Linked DNA regions of Homo sapiens: region 1 is linked to region 2. Evidence: read pairs that join two places in POLR2A ChIA-PET (ENCODE). Cell type or tissue: CD4-positive, alpha-beta T cell. All regions are shown on one strand. Links, peaks and the distances in the headings refer to the core of each region. The heading gives the core; the rest is flanking DNA. Region 1 overlaps ATP8A2 (ATPase phospholipid transporting 8A2). Region 2 overlaps ATP8A2 (ATPase phospholipid transporting 8A2).

The links. Peaks named below come from ENCODE experiments on the same cell type or tissue, not always from the same donor. Only the 100,000 strongest peaks of a DNase experiment are listed, where the experiment ranks them.
Region 1: POLR2A ChIA-PET joins it to region 2 with 5 read pairs; 3 of 35 experiments call an interaction of 5 or more read pairs at or near these places.

Annotation. Positions count from the first base shown.
Region 1 is chr13:26,011,134-26,014,047 of GRCh38, reverse strand. ATP8A2 (ATPase phospholipid transporting 8A2) reads right to left here. Exons shown (of 37, transcript NM_016529.6): 36 at 1,426-1,517. Among named protein-coding and RNA genes, the nearest start is that of SHISA2, 39 kb to the left of the region's middle. RefSeq lists enhancers at 1,187-1,687, 1,688-2,188. In CD4-positive, alpha-beta T cell, for the core only: no CTCF peak of the experiment used is centred there; a DNase peak (open chromatin) is centred at 1,507; H3K4me3 peaks cover 1,303 bases; H3K27ac peaks cover 874 bases.
Region 2 is chr13:25,886,740-25,889,653 of GRCh38, reverse strand. All of the region lies in intron 33 of ATP8A2 (ATPase phospholipid transporting 8A2), which reads right to left. Among named protein-coding and RNA genes, the nearest start is that of SHISA2, 160 kb to the left of the region's middle. In CD4-positive, alpha-beta T cell, for the core only: no CTCF peak of the experiment used is centred there; DNase peaks (open chromatin) are centred at 863 and 1,213; H3K27ac peaks cover 398 bases.

The DNA of each region.
Region 1 (2,914 bases), core at 238-2,737, 120 kb before region 2:
GGCTGCAATCCAGACCTCATGGCATGCCACTGAGCAATGCTGGGCCACCCACTTTCTGACCTGAGCCTCTGCTTTGTGTCCTTGGGGTGGCATTACCCACCTCCCAGGGCAGTGGAGCATTAAAGGACAGAAGCATGTCAGTCCCCTTCTTCCCATACGATATTCCACATGGGAAAGTGAGGACAGGGGGTAGATTACTGAAAAGCAATGATACTCTGTCTCCCTCCTTCTCTCTCCATTGAGAAAGTCTGCAAATACCTGTTGACAGGCAGAGCTCAACAGAACACAGATCCTTCACTGCCTGTACTGTGTGAACAATGATTCTTCACGTTCATAAATCTGTCTCTTTCTTTCTTTCTTTTTTTTTTTTTTTGAGACCAAGTTTCGCTCTTGTTGCCCAGGCTGGAGTGCAATGGCATGACCTCGGCTCGCTGCAACCTCCGCTTCCTAGGTTCAAGTGATTCTCCTGCCTCAGCCTCCCAAGTAGCTGGGATTACAGGCATGTGCCGTCACGCCCAGCTAATTTTGTATTTTTAGTAGAGACGAGGTTTCACCATGTCGGTCAGGCTGGTCTCCAACCCCTGACCTCAAGTGATCCACTCACCTCAGCCTCCGAAAGTTCTAGGATTACAGGCGTGAGCCACCGCGTCCGGCCCAACTCATCTCTTTCTACCAGTCGTTTCCCTCTAAACTCCTCCGGAAGGGAAAGGGAGGCAGGGAGTAAGTATGGGAGGAAAAGCTGGCGTGTGCACGTGATGGGGGTGGAGAGGGGGCTGGGGAAGGCCGCAGGACACAGAGAGGCAGGGCTGGGTTGGCCTTGGCCCTGGGGAAGGTGGCCTGGATCTGCCTCAGCTGGGATCTGATGACTGGATTGCTAAAAACAAGCCCATGAGCTCCCCCTGAGCTCCAAAGTCGGGGGCAGTGGAGAGGGGATGTTTCACAGCCTCCCACTCTCCTCTGGAATCTGGAGGTGGGGGCGGGGGTGGCAGGGGGACGCCAGGCTTAGACGTGGGGCAGCCTTCCTGGGAGAAGCATGATGTTTTTCCCCAATGATGGTCATTGTTTCAATCAATATGGCAACACTACACAAAACAGTTCATATTGCTATCTTTAGGGGCAACAGTTTAAAAGTCATACTGCTTCAACCTTAAAAAACTCCTCTTGGGAGGCTGACGGAAGGATCATAACCACACCAGGATTTTAAGTTTACGGATTTTGTGGTCCCAGGGAATTGCCTACACTCAAGCTGCACGTTCCTGGGGCCAAATACACATTTTGCAGTTCCACTTCCAAACGCACGCCCCGCCCCCACCCCCCGTCAGCACTCACCCGGCCCCCCATCAGCGCCCGCTCCCCCAACTCCTCATCAACCCCCGCCCCGCACCGACACCCACTCCTCCATCAGCCCCCGCCCGCGGTACTCACGCGGGACGCCCTGCTGCAGGGAGCTGCCCCGGAACAGCGTCGGGGGCGTCTTCCGGCCCAGCCTCTTGATCAGGCGGTCGCGCTCGTTCAGCCTGCGGATAAAGCAAGCGCGTCAGTCTCTTGTCACCTGAACACTCGGGTTGCACAAGGAGACAGACAGAAGGGGGTGGGATGAGGTGGGGGATCACCTCCCCACGTCGGGTAAGGCGTGGTGCTTCACCAGCGGCCCGTGATTTCCAGCAGATGCCATCTGGGCGCCTCAATGCTGGCTCCCTGTTGTGGAAAACGCCGTTTCCAGTCCCTCCCTTAGCCAGCGCTTCCTGCTCGCTGAAGTGTGCATGTGCCCGGTCCATACCCGCGGGACCGTGGGCTTTTCAGGACACTTCTCCAAGGAGAGGCCTGTTTCCGGGTAAACATCTCCGCGCCTCACTCCTGCCTGCAGCCCCCTGCCTGCACGGGGTGAGAGCCCCGCGGAGGCCTCAGGACCCCAGCCACAGCCCAGCTTCGTTCTGCAGAACTTGATTATTTTGAACCCCAATGAACATCAAGGCGAGTTTTCTTCTAAAACAGACGGCTAAGGAGCAGTCCCTGCCTTTCCTGAACCTATTCCCTTCAAGGTTGCCACTGCTGTGAAGACATGTGGAACTGTTCTGGAGCTTGGCTATTTCTATACTATTTTATTTTTTTAAAAAGATGGGGTCTCACTGTCGTCCAGACTGGAGTGCAGTGGCACAATCATAGCTCACTGCAGCCTCGAACTCCTGGGCTCAAGCAACTCTCCCACCTCAGCCTCCTGAGTAGCTGGGACCCCAGGTGTGCATCACCACACCTGGCTAATTTTAAACATTTTTTGCAGAGACAGGGCCTTGCTTTGCTGCCCAAGCTGGTCTCAAACTCCTGGCTTCAAGTGATCCTCCTGCCTCGGCCTCCCAAAGTGCTAGGATTACAGGTGTGAGCCACCATGCCCAGTCTGTTTATTTCTATAAGCCCAAAGGGACTGCTTGAAAACTGCCCAGGCAGGTCAAAGTGCTTTGATTTTTACTATCAGGCTCTCATTTCGCTTGTCATTACAGGAGTTTGCCAGTGACCTAGAGGCATAATAGATTATGGGCTGAATGGTGTCCCCTCTAAATTCACATGTTGAAGTCTTTACCCCTAGTACCTCAGAATGGGACTGTATTTGGAAACAGGGCCTTTAAAGTGGTAATTAAGGTGAAATGAGGTCATCAGGGTGGGCCCTAATCCAGCATGGCTGCTGTCCTAATAAGAAGAGGAGATGAGGACACAGGCATACACGGAGGGAAGACCACAGAGCACACAGCCACCTGTAAGCCAAGGAGAGTGCTCGCATGAGAAACCAATCTGTAAGTAGCTCGAGTATGGACTTCCAGCCTCCAGACTGTGACAAACTCAATTTCTGCTGTTTAAGCCACACAGCCTATGGCACTTTATTGCGGCAGCCCAGGCAGACAAATACAGACCCCCCTTA
Region 2 (2,914 bases), core at 269-2,768:
GACTGACCACCGTGAAGGTCAAGGAGTGGTCATGCACTGGGGAAGGAGGATGCAGCCATGATACTGACATCTAACAGGAAAAGAGCTAAGGTGCCTGAAAACCTATACCAAGCCTCAGATAATCATGCTTCTTAAGGAGAGCATTAATCCACCAATGGGCCTCAAGCAAGTGTGAATAGGGTTATGACCAAACCACATCTCTGAGTTTTTCTTAAGAACAGTGAAATTATTTCTTCAAGAGTTCTATAGCTCAGAAATAGATAAAAAAGAAGGTGATTTAAACAAAAAGTATTAATACAAACCTTCACCTAGGGGATTTTCAATCCTTTCAATACAAGGATTTTTGACCATATATTATTTTTTAAAATCATTTAAATTTTATATATATATATATATATATATATATATGACAAAGGATGAGCAAACAAATTTAATAGCAATTAACAGGAAATTGGTTCCTATTAGGAAATGGGGAAAATGATCAGGCCTGAAGCAACAACAGCAAAAATAGTAAAACAAATAAATTACTGTCTGAAGATGGTATACGAAATAACATTGAAATCTTTTGTGGAGAATGTATAAAGGAAGTTTCTCTTATGTGGTAGAACTCACATTGTTTGCTTCTTGGCATAGTCGTTGACAGATTGTAGGAAAAAATTGCCATATTTAGGTGACGAAGAGAAGAGAACTTCAGAAATAGTATTTTCACATACATAAAAGAAAAAAAACTAGTGATTTCAATAAAATTTCCTTCTATACAAATGACCCCATGAACTCTACAGTTTTATTTCTTGAGACAAGAGTTTCCGTCTTGTCGCCCAGGCTGGAGCGCAATGGTGCGATCTTGACTCATCGCAACCTCCGCCTCCCAGGTTCAAATGATTCTGCTGCCTCAGCCTCCCAAGTAGCTGGAATTACAGACATGCGCCACCATGCTTGGCTAATTTTGAATTTTTAGTAGAGATGGGGTTTCTCCATGTTGGTCAGGCTGGTCTCTAACTCCTGACCTCAGGTGATAGCCCACCTTGGCCTCCCAAAATGCTGGGATTACAGGTGTGAGCCACCACACCCGGCTGAACTCTACAAACTTCTATATACTAACTGGGTTGAACCCAGCGGTAAAACATTTGAGCACATTGTATATTCCAAGCCACATCACTCACTTCATTAGTTACTGCATACTGCCCATATTTGGTTGCTTCCTTTTTTGCTTTTAGCTTTTTCTGAACTTGACGCAGAAGAAAAAGGAAAGTCCCCTTATCAGCCAATTCCGGAAGTTTTATACAAAATATTTATAGGCATCTTTTAGATAAAGTTGTTTAAGGAGGACAAGTGCAGTGCTACTAAATTCACATCAGGTTATTGTTTGGGTCCTAACCTAAAATTTCAGACAGAGAATTTCACAACAGCCCAAAGCTATTTCACTTTTATAAAGTGAAAACAAGATTGAATTATCCAAGCATCCTTACAGAGCGATCATGAACCTCTGTCTAGCTGGCCTGTGCTGTGCTACCCTTGTTAAGCAGAAGGCTGTTTATTCGTCCTGCAAATGCCAGTGTTCTCTGGGGGTGGGGCGGGGGGGGGGTCTGGGTTCTTTCCTTTCTGCCTCCTTGCCTACTCTCCATGGGCAGTGCCATCAACTTCCACGACCTCAAAAGTCACTCAAATGGTGGTGATATCCATGTTAGTGTGTTGAAATGAATTTCTAGATTATTCATTGGATAAGCAGCCCACAGAAGCATTTATTCAAAAGTATTCCATTGAGATTCAAAAACATATTGATATGATCATTGGTCTGTTAAAAGAATCAAACTAAAAAAAAACACAAACAAACTGGGAATCCTCAATAGACAAATCAAAACTTAATAAGAAGTGATTAAAAGCTAAATGGCTCACAGGGTGGATGTAAAGAAAGCACCTGGCTCAGGGCCTGCATGTAGAAGACACATAGTATTAACATTTGTTGTCTTCCTTTCCTCTCTTGTCTGAATTTATTAATAATAAAAGTTGGACTGAGGGGCCTGGCGCTGTGGCTCACGCCTGTAATCCCAACACTTTGGGAGGCCGAGGCGGGAAGATCACGAAGTCAGGAGCTCAAGACCAGCCTGGCCAAGATGGTGAAACCCGTCTCTACTAAAAACACAAAAATTAGCCGGGCATGGTGGCCGACGCCTGTAATCCCAGCTACTTGAGAGGCTGAGGCAAGAGAATCGCTTGAACCCAGGAGGCAGAGGTTTCAGTGAGCCAAGATCGCGCCACTGCACTTCAGTCTGGGCAACAACAGCAAAACTCTGTCTTAAAAAAAAAAAGAGTTGGACTGAGGAAGGAAGTTTTTCCTTATGATCTGATGTCATACCTTTAGTGTAAACTTTTTATAGAAGTAGAATATTCATACATAAAGTGCACAGATCACATGTGTGCATCTCAAGTGACTTTCCATTTTCACAAAATGAATACCCATGGACAGAACTTAGATTTGAAAAAACCCCAGACACTTAGCAGAAGCCTCCTCACACCTCTTCCATTTCTTACTCATCCTCTGTTCCACCCAGGCATACCCACGCTCCTGACCTCCAACACCATAAATTAGTTTTGCAAGCTCTGGAACTTTACACAAATGAGTCACACAGCATGGATGTTTATAGAGCCTACTTAGACATTATGCATTGTTGGCTGGTATATGGAAAAGTGTTCTGGGTCAGCTAGCAGACCAGCTGTTGTCAATGTGCCTGAGCTGATTACCCCTTTCTTCATAAATTTGACCCTACAATGAGCAACCAGCAATACCATGTAAATAAAGCCTATGTAGTACTAAGGGCTTGCAGAGTGGAAGCCACCTCATGTTTTTCTCACCATTTCCCACTCTCCTGGCAGTAATCTCTGGCGCTCCCTCTGGAGAAGGCCCTGAGTCTCA